2 separate regions of the Homo sapiens genome follow, and region 2 is linked to region 1. Evidence: read pairs that join two places in POLR2A ChIA-PET (ENCODE). Cell type or tissue: Caco-2. All regions are shown on one strand.

What was found. ChIA-PET counts read pairs that join two places held together with the same protein. Peaks named below come from ENCODE experiments on the same cell type or tissue, not always from the same donor. Only the 100,000 strongest peaks of a DNase experiment are listed, where the experiment ranks them.
Region 2: POLR2A ChIA-PET joins it to region 1 with 12 read pairs; 4 of 35 experiments call an interaction of 5 or more read pairs at or near these places.

The regions. Positions count from the first base shown.
Region 1 is chr17:65,523,327-65,531,326 of GRCh38, reverse strand. It overlaps AXIN2 (axin 2), which reads left to right. Exons shown (of 11, transcript NM_004655.4): 11 at 1,225-2,764. The coding sequence ends at 1,351. Among named protein-coding and RNA genes, the nearest start is that of AXIN2, 34 kb to the left of the region's middle. RefSeq lists enhancers at 272-784, 785-1,299, 3,122-3,416, 7,013-7,513. In Caco-2, no CTCF peak of the experiment used is centred here; DNase peaks (open chromatin) are centred at 996 and 3,186.
Region 2 is chr17:65,275,978-65,283,977 of GRCh38, reverse strand. No RefSeq gene overlaps it. Among named protein-coding and RNA genes, the nearest start is that of RGS9, 140 kb to the right of the region's middle. In Caco-2, a CTCF peak has its summit at 5,493; DNase peaks (open chromatin) are centred at 4,157 and 5,437.

The sequences.
Region 1 (8,000 bases):
AAACAAAGAACCTTGACTAAACCCAGCTGTTCACTGTATTTAGCCTTATCTCCTACGAAAGTATTTGGCTTGCCTTTATTAAAGAGGGAAAAAATTGAGCTCTAACCAAGGGGAGTTAATTTTTTTTTTTTTAAAGGGAAAAGACAAAGCCCAACCATAACCCTGAGACACAATTAAATGCTTGAAAGGTTCTCCCATCCCCCCAGGGGACTGTGACCTTCCCTCTGTGAGTGGCCTTTATGGGCTGGAAATGACAGCTTGCAGGGGCAAGTTTAATCCCTCTGAGGGGTCTCCCTTGGCTGGGGACAGGGAAGGAAGAGGCCCTTGCTTAATTTCCTCGGAAGGGGTTTAGGGGTGGGCCTGGCCCAAGAGGACAGCAGTTGTTTCCGAATGTGGCACTCCTGAGAGGCCAGGCATTTGCATCTGTACAATTAAACAGCCTCAGAAGAAAGAACGCTGGGGAGGGATGAAAGGAGCCTTTAATCAACGGGCATAATAGAAGGGCCTTTGGTGTTTGACCCTGGAGGGATGGGATGGGAGAAGAGGCCTGGAAATGGGGAGAAGAGGGGAGGGCATCATGGGGCCAGTGCCGTCTGTTCGGCCCTGGGAAGCTGCGCTGGGCTGGCTTGCCTCCTGTGTGGCTGTGCCAGGGCCATCCAGGAGTGTTGCACTTGGGACCTGGAGGATGGGAAGGCCGAGAGGCCTTTGGACTGCTAAACCATCTGGAAGTCAGCCTTTTACAGACTTCGGCAGGTTCCGGCTCTCCAGGTGTGATGGGTTCAGGATGGCTGAACCTGGAGATAGTCTGGAGTCTCTTTGAAGGACCTGCTTGGCTCCTGCTGCAAAGGAACTGCAGGCATTTGTCCTTCCCTTCCCTCCCCCACCCCACTGCTGAAAAAGGTTGGCGGGGGGAAAGCAGCTCTGCTTTTCACAGTGTATACGTGTCAGGAGACAGCAGAGGTGCTGGGTTGAAGATTGCAGGTGGCAGGCCCAGCCCAGGCTGCTGCTCAGTGGGTGCCTGGCCTTCATCATCTCGGCCCACCTGCTTCTTGTGGTGTGGCCAGTCCCAGCTGCCGTCTTAAAGCAGATGTGCGCAACAGTGTACAGGCACACCTGCCATAGCAAATTCCTAGGATACCTCAGTCCTCCATGTTGGTATGCTTTTCTTTTCAACAATGTGGAAAATGCAGTTTACCAAGAAGCTTTTTTGGTTTTCCTTTTAAGGTATTACTTCAAAAAAGCAAGCGATGAGTTTGCCTGTGGAGCGGTGTTTGAGGAGATCTGGGAGGATGAGACGGTGCTCCCGATGTATGAAGGCCGGATTCTGGGCAAAGTGGAGCGGATCGATTGAGCCCTGGGGTCTGGCTTTGGTGAACTGTTGGAGCCCGAAGCTCTTGTGAACTGTCTTGGCTGTGAGCAACTGCGACAAAACATTTTGAAGGAAAATTAAACCAATGAAGAAGACAAAGTCTAAGGAAGAATCGGCCAGTGGGCCTTCGGGAGGGCGGGGGGAGGTTGATTTTCATGATTCATGAGCTGGGTACTGACTGAGATAAGAAAAGCCTGAACTATTTATTAAAAACATGACCACTCTTGGCTATTGAAGATGCTGCCTGTATTTGAGAGACTGCCATACATAATATATGACTTCCTAGGGATCTGAAATCCATAAACTAAGAGAAACTGTGTATAGCTTACCTGAACAGGAATCCTTACTGATATTTATAGAACAGTTGATTTCCCCCATCCCCAGTTTATGGATATGCTGCTTTAAACTTGGAAGGGGGAGACAGGAAGTTTTAATTGTTCTGACTAAACTTAGGAGTTGAGCTAGGAGTGCGTTCATGGTTTCTTCACTAACAGAGGAATTATGCTTTGCACTACGTCCCTCCAAGTGAAGACAGACTGTTTTAGACAGACTTTTTAAAATGGTGCCCTACCATTGACACATGCAGAAATTGGTGCGTTTTGTTTTTTTTTTTCCTATGCTGCTCTGTTTTGTCTTAAAGGTCTTGAGGGTTGACCATGTTGCGTCATCATCAACATTTTGGGGGTTGTGTTGGATGGGATGATCTGTTGCAGAGGGAGAGGCAGGGAACCCTGCTCCTTCGGGCCCCAGGTTGATCCTGTGACTGAGGCTCCCCCTCATGTAGCCTCCCCAGGCCCAGGGCCCTGAGGCCTGCTAGAATCACTGCCGCTGTGCTTTCGTGGAAATGACAGTTCCTTGTTTTTTTTGTTTCTGTTTTTGTTTTACATTAGTCATTGGACCACAGCCATTCAGGAACTACCCCCTGCCCCACAAAGAAATGAACAGTTGTAGGGAGACCCAGCAGCACCTTTCCTCCACACACCTTCATTTTGATGTTCGGGTTTTTGTGTTAAGTTAATCTGTACATTCTGTTTGCCATTGTTACTTGTACTATACATCTGTATATAGTGTACGGCAAAAGAGTATTAATCCACTATCTCTAGTGCTTGACTTTAAATCAGTACAGTACCTGTACCTGCACGGTCACCCGCTCCGTGTGTCGCCCTATATTGAGGGCTCAAGCTTTCCCTTGTTTTTTGAAAGGGGTTTATGTATAAATATATTTTATGCCTTTTTATTACAAGTCTTGTACTCAATGACTTTTGTCATGACATTTTGTTCTACTTATACTGTAAATTATGCATTATAAAGAGTTCATTTAAGGAAAATTACTTGGTACAATAATTATTGTAATTAAGAGATGTAGCCTTTATTAAAATTTTATATTTTTCAAAACACTGGCCTCGTCTTTGAATCCCCAGGGTGGGAACAGGGCCGAGGGGCCCTTTTGTGTGTAGACATCTGTGCTTGATTTCCTACCTTGCCCAAGCCCGTCTCTGACCTTGAGCCCTGACCTGATCTGGACCCACCTGGAGGTTTTGTAAAGCCATTTATTCAAATCACCTGGCTACTGGCTGAGGCTTTTCTTGCCTTGGAGCAGGCTGTAGATGACATCTCCTTTGGGGGTCCTCTTCCCTGTAACACCTCCATTCAGCCTCTTCCTCCTGGGCAGATTGTCTCCAGTCCGGCCAGGTAGGTGCAGGGGACCAGGGGATGAGAGGAGGCCCTCCCAGGAGTTTCAACAGGTGTCTCCGACATGAAAGCCGTTCAGCAGATGGTTTCATAGACCTGGAATGTCCACGTGGGGCCAATGGACTTAGAGATCAAAGCTAGCCAGGCACCCTCCCCATTCTGGGAGCTGATCAACAAGGCTGACTATTAATCCTATCAGTATTTTATCGTGAGCCATCAGGCTCAGGGCCGGTCAGGTGTCGGGAACATAGCAAGGAGGTGGTTCAGGAGGAGGCGACACAGGCAGCTTCTGCACCGCTCGGTGGACAGGTGTGCTTATGTGGCCAAGGACCTCGGCAGGCAGTTGCCCGCTCAACAAACGTGCCCTCCCTGTATCCTGAGCACTTGGCCTGCATGCCAGGCCATACTTTAGATCTGGGAAAGCAGGTCTTTTTAGTGGAGTCCTAGGAAGAACCCTTTTTAAAAACAGAGGATCTGTAACTGCAGTTGGACTTGACTTCTTGTGTGCTGAGTTTTCATGAAATGAACTCGGTGGTCTGCAGTGGATCTGCTTGGCTTGTTCTTCCTGCTGCCAACTGGCGTCAGGCCGGCAGCATAGAGAAAGGCCAGGGTTCTGGCCATGCGGGGTAGGGATGGACTCGAACCCAGTAGCCTCGGAGTGGTGGCAGTAGTAGGAGTTGTCAAGGCTGCTGGGAGAGTCCTGAGTTACCCTCTGAGAAGGCGAGGATGTGAGGGCATCTGGCAAGAGGCTGGAGGAGCTCTGATGCCTTGAACTTGTCCCTAACCATGCAGGTGCTGTGCCCTCCCCTCCTGGCTGGAATGGGGGTTCATACCAGGGTGTCCAACACTTTCCGAATTGTAAACTTCTTTCCAAGACAAAAGGATGAAGAGATGCAACCTATTGTGTGTGGTGAAGATTGGGGTTTGTGGATGGCTTTTCATCTCTATCTTCAGGCCTCTTGATTGAGGAGAGTGATGAGGTTGGGGCTTGGGCCTCAGACAAACTGGACTGAAGGCCCAGCACCACCACCCTCTGGGTGCCATGAGCGGGTTTCTGGCATCTTCTAAGGTGCATTTGTGAGAGAGAACTGGACTAGTTGATCACTCATGTTTCTATCTCCTGTTTTCATTCTTTTTTTTTTTTTTTTTTTTTTTGAGACAAAGTCTCACTCTGTCATCCAGACTGGAGTGCAATGGCGCAATCTCGGCTCACTGCAACCTCCACCTCCTGGATTCAAGCGATTCTCAGGCCTCGGCCTCCTGATTAGCTGGGATTACAGGCGCCCACCACTACGGCTGGCTAATCTTTGTATTTTTTTAGTAGAGATGGGGTTTTGCTATGTTGCCCAGGCTGGTCTCAAACTCCTGAGACCTCCCAAAAGTGCTAGGATTACAGACATGAGCCACTGCACCTGGCCCCTGTTTTCATCTTTAAACTTTTTTTTTTTTTTTTTTTTTGGAGGCAAGAGTCTTGCTCTGTTGCCCAGGCTGGAATGCAGTGGCACAATCTCAGCTCGCTGCAACCTCCGCTTCCTGGGTTCAAGCGATTCCCGTGCCTCAATCTCCCAAGTAGCTGGGATTACAGGCATGTGCCACCACATCGGCTAATTTTTGTATTTTTAGTAAAGACTGGGTTTCGCCATGTTGGCCAGGCTGGTCTTGAACTCCTGGCCTCAAGTGAATCTTGCCCTCCTCGGCCTCCCAAAGTGCTGGGATTACAGGAGTGAGCCATCGCACCCGGCCCCTCTTAAACTTTTAAGTATACAATACAGTATTGTTAACCATAGGGACAGTGTTGCACAGAAGATTTCTGGAACTTATTTATCTTGCATAATTGAGACTTTACGCACATTGACCAGCAACTCATTACCCCCTCACTCCAGCCCCTGACAACCACCATTTGGCTCTCTAATTCTGCAAAGTTGACTTAGATACCTATATAACTGGAATCCTGCAGTATTTGTCAATCCGTGCCTGGCTTATTTCATTTAGCACAATGTGCTGTAGGTTCATCCGTGTTGTCACAAATGACAGGATTTTACTCTTTTTTTTAAGGCTGAATAGTATTCCATTGTGTATTTATATTACATTTTCTTTATCCACGAATCCATCGATGGACACTTAGGTCATTTCCACATCTTGGCTATTGTGAATAATGCTGCAATAAAAAAGGAAGTGCCAATATCTCTTCAAGACCTTGATCATCTCTATTTTTTTTTTTTTTTGAGATGGAGTCTCACTCTGTCGCCTAGGCTGGAGTGCAATGGACTGCAACCTCCACCTCCTGGGGTCAAGTGATTCTCCTGCCTTAGCCTCCCGAGTAGCTGGGATTACAGGCGCCCGCCACCATGCCCATCTAATTTTTTGTATTTTTAGTAGAGATGGGGTTTTGCCATGTTGGCCAGGCTGTTCTTGAACTCCTGGCCTCAAGTATTTCACCTGCCTTGGCCTCCCAAAGTGCTGGGATTACAGGCGTGAGCCACCACACCTGGCAAGAACTTGATTTCAATGATTTTTGATAAATACCCAGAAGTGGAATTGCTGAATCATATGGCGGCTCTATTTTAAATGTTTTGAGCAATCTCCGAAGTGTTTTCCACAGTGGTTGCACCACTTTGCATTCCCACCAACAGTATACAAGAGTTCCAATCTCTCCACATCCTCATCAACACTCGTTTTTTTGTGATAATAGCCATCCTAATAGGTATGAGATGATACCTCATCATGATTTTGATTTGCATTTCCCTGATGGTTAGTGACACTGAGCATCTTTTCAAATACATGTTGGCCATTTGTGTGTCTTTGGAGAAATGTCTTTTTTTTTTTTTTTTTTTTTTTTTTTTGAGATGGAGTCTTGCTCAGACACCCAGGCTGGAGTCCACTGGTGTGATCTTGGCTCACTGCAACCACTGTCTCCCAGGTTCAAGCGATTCTCCTGTCTCAGCCTCCTGAGTAGCTGGGATTACAGGCATCTGCCATCATGCCCGGCTAATTTTTGTATTTTAGTAGAGACGGGGTTTCACCATGTTGGCCAGGCTGGTCTTGAACTCCTGACCTCAGGTGATTCCCCCACCTCGGCCTCTCAATCCTGTGCTAGGATTACAGGCATGAGCCACCGCCCCCGGCCGAGAAATGTCTATTAAAGTCTTTAACCCGTTTAAAGATTGGGTTATCCTAGCACTTTGGGGGCCAAAGTTGGGGGATCGCTTGAGCCCAGGAGCTCAAGACCAGACTGGGCAACACAGTGAGACTCCATCTCCAATTAAAAAAAAAAAGATTGGGCTATTAGATTTCTTGTTATTGAATTGTAGGAGCTCTTATATATTTTGGAACTGTATATTTCTGCCTGTTCTAAGAGGGGCCCATTTTTGTGCTTCTCTGTCATATTAACACTTAGGGCCTCCTAATCCCATGTGGATGTGCTTCTGGGAGTTGAGAGCCCTTGAAACTGTTCACAGTATCACCTGCGCATGCCTTCCTCTGAGGCAAGGGTCTATATTTTTTATGTGATTCTTAAAGGGATTTGTGCCTCCAGAGAAAATGCTAAAACCCATGGCTTGGGCTGTCAGCTTCTCTATTCCTTGTCCCCAAATAATTTAAGACCCAACTCTTCCAGAAACCTTTCCCTCCCTCCCCCAGGCTCTTGCTAGTGTGGTCTGAGGACCATGGAGTGGACTCACGTGGGAGCCTGAGAGAGGCAGAGGCTCACCCCATTCCATTGGCTAGACGGGACCTGCGTGTTTCCCGCCTCTCCAGGGGACTCATGTGCACACCAGCGTCCTGTTGCCTTAATCCCCCCCGATCTTCCTGTTTTTCATCTCTAGCTTCAAATCACATAACTTCGCCTTCACTTCCTGGGCTTTTCCCTATGTTGCTGCCTTATTTATCTGATTAATTCTTAACCAGATGATCAGAGGTCAAGAGCAGGCTGTGGGTCGGGCAGACCTGGGTTTGAGTCCACTCGCAGCTGGGCCGCGTAGGGAGCCATGGTTTCCTCGTTTGTTCAATGAGGATAATACGTGAGTCCTCTGTCTAGAGTGGCTGTGATAGTGACATGGGTGAGGGTCTCACCCACTTGTTACCATTTGCTCCTCGTGTGGAATCCACCCTCACAGCCTTCCTGCTGTACCACCTGGGGGCTGCCGTCTGCTCTCTTGCCCAAGGCAGTGGGAGAGTGGGTTTGCAGCTTGCTTTATTTGGAAACAGACTTGCTGCTGGAGGCAGCCTTTGGCCACAAAGCATCTGTAAATTTTTCTTTATCAAGCCCAGGGCCTTACAGTACTTGGAAATTCTCTATGGGCTCGCAGCCAGGATGGCAGTTTGTGTGAAAGAGTCTGAAATGTTGGATTTTGGGGGGAAAATCCCATTTTATTCTCCCCACTCTAGAAAATTTTAGGGTCATCATCATGCTGTCAAAAAGAAGGAAATTGGCAATTACCCCCGAGAAAATATTACAGTCTACTTGAATAATCAGGTAAAGTTGTTTTTGTTTTAGGGTTTAGAAAAATGTTCCTCTCCCTTTTTTTTTTTACCTTTAGTAGATAATGTAGTTGTATAGAAACACCCCAAATTACACAGAAGGATCAAAAGAATGCTTTACGTCCTTCTTAGTGGTTATTATCTCACTTTCTCAACTGTATTTCTTAGAAATCTGATATGAGTAGACTCTACTCCATGATTTGTCTCAGGAAGTGGGTAGTGGTGACTTGGTTTAAAAACAAACACAAACAACCACCACCAGCAAAAAAAAAAAAAAAAAAAAAAAAGCTTTTTTTTTTTTTTTTTTTTTTTGAGAGTTTTGCTCTATCTCCCAGGCTGGAGTGCAGTGGCATGATCATGGCTCATTGCAGCCTCAACCTCCTGGGCTCAAGCGATCCTCCCAACTCACCTCAGCCTCCTGAGTAGCTGGGACTACAGATGCACACCTGGCTAATTTTTG
Region 2 (8,000 bases), 250 kb after region 1:
CTAAAGCCTCCAGTGGGTTGCTGGCAAAGCGGCTTCTCTCTGACATCATCTCCTGAAGAGGGAGAGTCCAGGTCTTGGGCCAGGCAGAAGTCACCGTTTGGAGAGTGAGTCAAGGAGTCCTGGCACTTGGATATTCAGTCATTACTTCCTGCCAGGAGTCTGGGTATACGGGGAGGAAACCCTGTGCCAAGGGAGTCTTCGGGCTTCAAAGCCAAAGAAAAGGCAATTAAGTTTATGATGGAATTAGTCAGGAAACTGTAAACCTAGGATGTCGCCCCTGTACAGTAGATTCTTTTAACACCACCTCAGAACACACTGAACAGTCTGGTCTCTGGTTCCAAAATTGTCTTAAAAATAAATGTAGAGTCTAGACAAAGTCACTTTGACCTTTCTGCCACTTCTGGGTCTTCATATGTCACCACGTTGAGGTGCATGCCCAGTAATAAGCCAAGATATTCCATGTCCTGTACCTCTAACCCGAATCCTTCCCCATCTGGGATCTGGCTTCCATTAAGCCCCTCCGAAGTGGGGAAACAGGAAGGAAACTAGATATGGTGTAGTGCACAGCCCATCAAGGTGAGCCAGGCATGAGTGTGGCTTGGCCTCCTACAATGCATTGAATTCACTTGAGTCCCCAGTCTTAATTGGTGAAATTAAACTTAAGCAATAAGAATGTTGCCTTGTGGGCCATGAATTAGGCATAAACAAGAACATTTCTTAAGGACAAAGGGATCTACTAATCAGGAGGACATAACAATTCTAAACATATGTGCTCCTAATAACAGAGCTTCAAAATAGATGAAGCAAAATCTGACAGAACTGCAAAGAGAAATAGACAAATTACAACTGTTGCCAGAGACTTTAATACTTCTCTTTCAATAATTGATAAATCATGTAGACAGAAAATCAGAAAAGATACAGTAAACTTGAACTATTACCCCAACTTGATCAAATTAACCAGAAATAAACCAAGTGTCTATCAACAGAAGAATGACTATACAAATTGTGGCATATACAAACAGCAGACTACTATTCAGCAATAAAAAGAAATAAGCTATTGATCATTCAATGACATAGATGAATCTCAAAATGTTTAGCGAAAAAAGTGAACCAAAAAAGAGTACGTATTATATGAATCCATTTACACAAAACTCCAAACAATGCAAACTAATAGAAAGTGGATCAGTGGTTACCTGGGGAGAAGGGTGTTGGAGAGATAGGGAGGGATTACCAAGGAGTATGAGGAAACTTTGCAGGAGATGGATCTGTTCACTATCTTGGTTGTAGTGATGGTTTTATTGCTATAGACCTATGTCAAAATTCATCAAATTATATGCTTTATGTGCAGCTTATTATATGTCAGTTATACCTAGATAATTTTTTAAAATATCTTAAGACTGTCCAGAAGACAGGGGAGAAAGCCTCCACTTGGAAACCTTGTTTTGGAGGTTATACAACCTACCTGGTTCCCAAACTCACGTATTCTCCTCCTGAGATATTGGTGGAGGCATCAGATACATCGTTTGGCATTCTCGGTTTAGAGTCAGAATCTCTGGGAGGCCAAGATAAAGTGCCAACTGTCCCCAGTAAAAATCCCTTCCATGATGGGAATAGACACTTTGCAAACAACTACAAAGATTTTACTGTAACAGAGTGATGCAGAGTTTTTATTTGGGCCAGGACTGGCCTTTGGGTACTCTTAGCATCTGCAGTAGCGACACTCAATTCCCCAAGTGTCTGTACCCATCTGGGCCTATGTCAGGACTGAAGACGTGCTGCAGGGAAAACTTGGTATTAGTCCATTCTCACATTGCTATAAGGAAATACTTGAGATTGGGTAATTTATAAAGAAAAGAGGTTTAGTTGATGCACAGTTCAGCATGGCTAGGGAAGTCTCAGGAAACTTACAATCATGGCGGAAGGCAAAGGGGAAGGAAGGCACCTTCTTCACAAGGTGGCAGGAAGGAGAATGAATACAGGAGGAACTCCAAACACAAAACCATCCGATCTCTTGAGAATTCACTATCATGAGAACAGTATGGGGGAAATCGTCCCCAGGATTCAATTACCTCCACCTGGTCTCTCCCCTGATACGTGGGGATTACAGGAATTGAAATTCAAGATGAGATTTTGAGTGGGGACATAGCCAAACCATATCAACCTTCTTGTACACAATCATCACTCAGTCACTCGCAGGCATATGTGTTCAACTTTGGGTGGTCATGTTGGGGAGGACCTGTGAGTCATCCAAGAAAAAAAAAATCAATCATTTGGGGAGGAGTTTGACCAGAGTGTGTCAGATTCAGTCGCAGGACCTGAAGATCAGGGGTGAGGGCAGTTCTGGGCAGAGTAATCCAGTTGGGTACCCTGGGACATATGTGAACCCTGAAGAAGAAAAAGGTTTTTTTGTGTGAATTGAAAAACTCATTCCATTGACACCAAAGCCTACGTTCTTAATGATACACCAGATTGACTTCCTAGACCAGGGGTCTGAAAACCACTCACCACAGGCCAAATCTGTCACACTGCCTGTTTTTGTAAACAAAGTTTTATTGGAATACAGCTCCATCCATTCATTTACATGTGGTCTGTCGTGGCTTTAGTGCTGCAACAGAAGAATTTCACAGTTGTGTGATTGCAATGGAGGCCTTACGGCCTGTAAAGCCTGAAATATTTATTATCTGCTCCTTTAAGAAAAAGTTTGCTAGGGCCTGGCCTTACATGTCAGGCCTTATTATAATGTGAATACCTCATTTAACTGGTGAGTAATGTAAGACATTTTATTTAAAAGACACAGATACAGAAACAAAATGTGGTACAAATGTACAATGGGATATTAGTCTTAAAAAAGAAAGAAATTCCGACTTAAAAAAGAAGGAAATTCCTACAACTTAGATGAACCTTGAGAACATTACACTGAGTGAAATATCACCAAAAAGACAAATACTGTATGATTCCACTCATATGAGGTATTTAGAGCAGTCAAATTCATAGAGACAGAAAAAATTGTGTTGCAAGGGGTTGAGGAGCAGGGAGTGGGGATGAATCTTTTTCATTTTTATTTTATTTTATTTTAGTTTTATTATTTTTGAGACGAAGTCTCTCTGTGTCACCCAGGCTTAAGTGCAGTGGTGCAATCTCAACTCACGGGAACCTCCACCTCCTGGGTTCAAGCGATTCTCCTGCCTCAGCCTCCCGAGTAGCTGGGATTACAGGCATGTGGCACCACACCCAGCTACTTTTTGTATTTTTAGTAGAGACAAGGTTTCACCATGCTGGCCAAGCTGGTCTCGAACTCCTGGCCTCAAGCGATTCGCCCACCTCAGCCTCCCAAAGTGCTGGAATCATGGGCTTGAGCCACCGTGCCTGGCAGGAAATGAATGTTTAATGGGTATAAAGTTTCAGTTTGTAATGTGAAAAAGAATCCGGTCTCTCTTCATCTCTCCCCTTCAACCTTGCATCCCTACCATACCCCATCCCAGCTCCACCAGGAAGGGGGTCTGATCACAGCCAGATCTTTTAGGATTTATAGGCCATACGGATGGATGGCAGCATGGTTGCACAACAACGCGAATGTACTTAACGCCACTGAACTGTACACTTAAAAATGGTTAAGATTGCAAATTTTATGGTATGCATATTTTACTATAATTTTTTAGAAAAAAGAAGTAGAAAGAAACAGATATGTGATGAAGTAGAATGTAATTTTCCACAAACTTTTTTTTTTTTTTTTTTTTTTGAGACAGAGTTTCGCTCTGTTGCCCAGGCTGGAGTACAGTGGTGCGATTTTGGCTCACTGCAACCTCCACCTTCCAGGCTCAAGTGACGCATCTGCCTCAGCCTCCTGAGTAGCTGGGATTACAAGCGCCCGCCACAGCGCCGGGCTAATTTCTGTATTTCTACCTGAGGCAGGGTTTCGCCATTTTGGCCAGGCTGGTCTTGAACTCCTGGCCTCAAGCGATCCACCCACCCCAGCCTCCCGAAGTGCTGGGATTACAGGCATGAGCCATTGCACCTGGCCTCACAAACTTTTTTTTTTTTTTAGATAAAATATAACACTTCAAAGAATTTTCAGACATCCTCCCTCGCCTCCGCTGTTAAGGACACACAGGTGGACGTTGCTGGGAAGCACTGCAAATATGGCACTAAGTGGTGGCCTTTCCAGGTGCTTGGAGGATGTCACTCAATTGCATTCCTCTCTGGTACAGGTGAGTCCCATCAGTTCACAGTGCAAATAAAGGCCATTAAGCCCAGGAGGTATCAAGGTGGGAGGGTGGCTGCCTGCACCTTCCTGGGCTGTAAGGTTGCCCGACACAGTTGCAGGATCTCTTGAGGGAAGATATCAGCTCCAAGTCTGGCATCCCCCACCAATCACACCAGCAGGGGGTCTGTTGGGAGAAGCAAAAAAGATACCAGAAGTAGATGTGAAAAGGCTTTTTTTTTTTTTTCTGAGACAGTGTCTCACTCTGTCACCCAGGTTGGAGTGCAGTGGCGGGATCTTGGCTCACTGCAAGTTCCAACTCCCCGGTTCACACCACTCTCCTGCCTCAGCCTCCTGAGTAGCTGGGACTACAGGCGCCCGCCACGACGCCCGGCTAATGTTTTGTATTTTTAGTAGAGACGAGGTTTCACCGTGTTAGCCAGGATGGTCTCGATCTCCTGACCTCATGATCCACCTGCCTCGGCCTCCCAAAGTGCTGGGATTACAGGCGTGAGCCACTGCGCCTGGCTGTGAAAAGGCTTCTATAAGTTTAAAGAATCTGATGGTGGCTGGCTATTTCTTCAGCCTCCAAGGGGCCGATCTGTTTTTACAGGTGGTGCAGCAGTCCAAGCATGGGCAAAAGGCTGCTGATCAGGACCCGGGTCTGTGACCTACTGGTTTTGTGACCTCTGGCAGGGCACGCCATTGATCGGAGCCTGTTTCCTCGTGGCTAAATGGGCATATAATACCACTTGGGGCGGCCAGGACTAATCAATGCAGTGTTGCATGAAGCACCCACGTGCTCTGCCAAAGCTGGACCCTGTGTTATCATCCTCCCACGTGGACACAAGTCCTCACCCACCAGCCAAACCGTGGACAATAGGCAGGAAGCAGATCCCTTCCCCCAAGGCCACTCCAGAGACTGGTCTCTCATATCTCAAACCCGAGAGGGGCTCTTTACTGTGAGGGTGGTCTGAGGGAGGTTAGCAGACACCTGCTAGGGTGCCAGAGAGGCTAGCATCTGTGTAAACCTACCCCCGTCCTGTGCCCACAGGCCTGCTGGAGTGCTGAATGAAGCCATCATGAGGAATCCCACTGTTCCACCGACTTCTAAGTAAAACGGAGCTGGGTGGCACAGCCTGAGGCGTCATTGATTATTGTGACAAGCAGATCTGCAGGCTGAGTCGTGGAGCCAATTCCACACATTCATCAGGACAGAGCCTTCCGTGCTAGGGGGACCGCGGCCCATAACAGGACTTCTGAAGGACAAGACACCCTCCTCCTGGCCTCTCAAGGGACTGCACCCATCACAACTGGGCTCCCTGCCTGCGGGATGACCTGAGACTCCAAGGGGGCCTTTGGAAGCCACTATTCACCATTGCTTGGGGGCAAAGAACAGAGTCCCCGGAAGTCTTGTAGCATTTATGGGGTATTGCCCTCTGACAAAATCTACACCTGGGAGATTTGGCTGTGATTAGATCCCCTTCCTGTTGGAGCTAGGATGGGGAAGGTAGGGAGGCTGGGTTGGATGCAAGACATGGAGACAGACAGGGAAAACCACTTGGCTTAATGCTTTTGCATCAGGAAATGCAGATTCCCTGGTCTTCTTAGGAAGCCTCATGTTGACCCTCGTAACCAAAACAGAAGTTAAGACCTAGAAATGAAAATGATTGTGTTTCTGTGGAGATTTTAAAAAATTAAATAACGGGTGAAAGCAAAAGATAAAATAAAGTCGATGGCTCTGGGCTAAGTCTTCTCATCTGACTCTCAATCCAGTCGGCACGTGTATGAGAGGACATTCACTTTTCTCTTCTTTCTAAATGTGGTTGAATTGTCAAATGACACTTTGTTGAAAATATTAAAACCTAGAGGTCATGCCAAACCCAGCTTGAAAGCGAACAGACATTCTTTCGTCTTAGCACGAGTGCATATTTGGAATTGTAAATGCAAATTCTTTGGAGACAGACTCGCCTTCCTGGCCGGCGAGTACAGACAGAACATTTGAAAGCAGGTCTCGCTTTAATTTTTGACAAGTGTTAGGAAGAGATACTCTTCGCAGCTTGAGAGAGAGGGGAAATGAAAGCCAGCTTGTGGGTTAGAGGAGGTTGGGGGGAGGGCGATGAGAGAAGGACTGGCTTCTGGAAGAAGCGTCTGACTCAGTTTCTGCCCCTGCTGAGGGCTCTCTCTGATGATAAGGATGGGGTGCCAGGGAGGTCACTAAGGGAAGTCAGGTGACACCTTGCAATGGTTCAGATACCTACAAGTCTGGCAAGCTATCCAAATTATTCTAGGGGAGGTGAGGAAGCAGCAGAAGCTTGGGTACCTGGAAACTCATTGTAGTTACCTGGCTTAGAAAATTCAACCAGCTCTGATTCTTACTGCTCAGCTGCATTCTTGTACGGCTCATGGAAGTTGCCCTCAGACAAAATCTACACCTGAGAGATTTGGCTGTGATCAGTTTCCCCTCCTGTTATTTAACTTGAGTGAAGGAGTGAAGGAGTGAAGGGGATGCAATTTGCCCCTTTAACCAGACTTCCTCTACCTATGCTGTCTTGTGTATAAACACCGAGCTCTCACCACCCTGGGAAGATAAGGAAAAGGAAAAAGCAAGGCACTAACATGGACTGGGTGTGCACCATGTGCCTGAAACTTGACATTGAGTCTTCCCACCAACCAATGTTATAAATGAGGAAATTGAGGTCCAGGGGGCTGGGTAACTTGCCTGAGGTCTCCCAATGAGCAAAGGACAGAACCAAAATTCAACACAACACTGCTGGCCTCTGAAGCTCATATCCTTTCTTCTGTACTAAGCCACCTACACGTATAGGAGAATATAAGATATCCATTGACTGCTTGAAAGTTTTGTAGCAAGGAAAGAAATGACACCAGTTTGGGCCAATGATGTGATGGACAAGTAACCTCTTGCCTGTACCACCTACATTTGATGATTAAGAAAAATCCTAGAGTGAACCAAGAGAAATGAGCCTCGATGCCTCCTAAGCTCTCATTAGTCCCCGTTAGCATGCTTAAACTATCCCCCAAATTAATTTCCATGGTCTTTCCTAAAAATTGACATAATTTACATACCATCGAATTCACCCGTTAAAAGTGTGTGACTCAGTGGTTTTTAGTATACTCACAAAGTTGTGCAACCATCACCACTATATAATTTCAGAATATTTGTGTCATCCCTAAAAGAAATCCCATACCCATTAGCAGTCACTCTCAACCCCATCCCCAATCCCCAGTCCTTGGAAACCACCAGTCTACTTTCTGTCCCCACGGATTTGCCTATTCTGGATATTTTCTATAAATGGAATCATACAATATGTGGCCTGAATATGTCTGGCTTCTTTCACTTAGCATAATGTACGATATACTACATTTTGTTTATTCATAAAAATGAATAATGTTTGATGAATGTTTTGGTTGTTTCTAGCTTTGGGGCATTAAGAATAATGCTGCTATAGGCCGGGTGCGGTGGCTCATGCCGGTAATCCCAGCACTTTGGGAGGCCGAGGCGGGCGGATCATGAGGTCAGGAGATTGAGACCATCCTGGCTAACATGGTGAAACCCCATCTCTACTAAAAATACAAAAAAATTAGCCGGGCGGGGTGGCAGGCGCCTGCAGTCCCAGCTACTCGGGAGGCTGAGGCAGGAGAATGGCGTGCATCCGGGAGGCGGAGCTTACCGTGAGCCGAGATTGCGCCACTGCACTCCAGCCTCGGCGACAGAGTGAGACTCCATCTCAAAAAAAAAAAAAAACAAAAAGAATAATGCTGCTATAGGCCAGGTGCG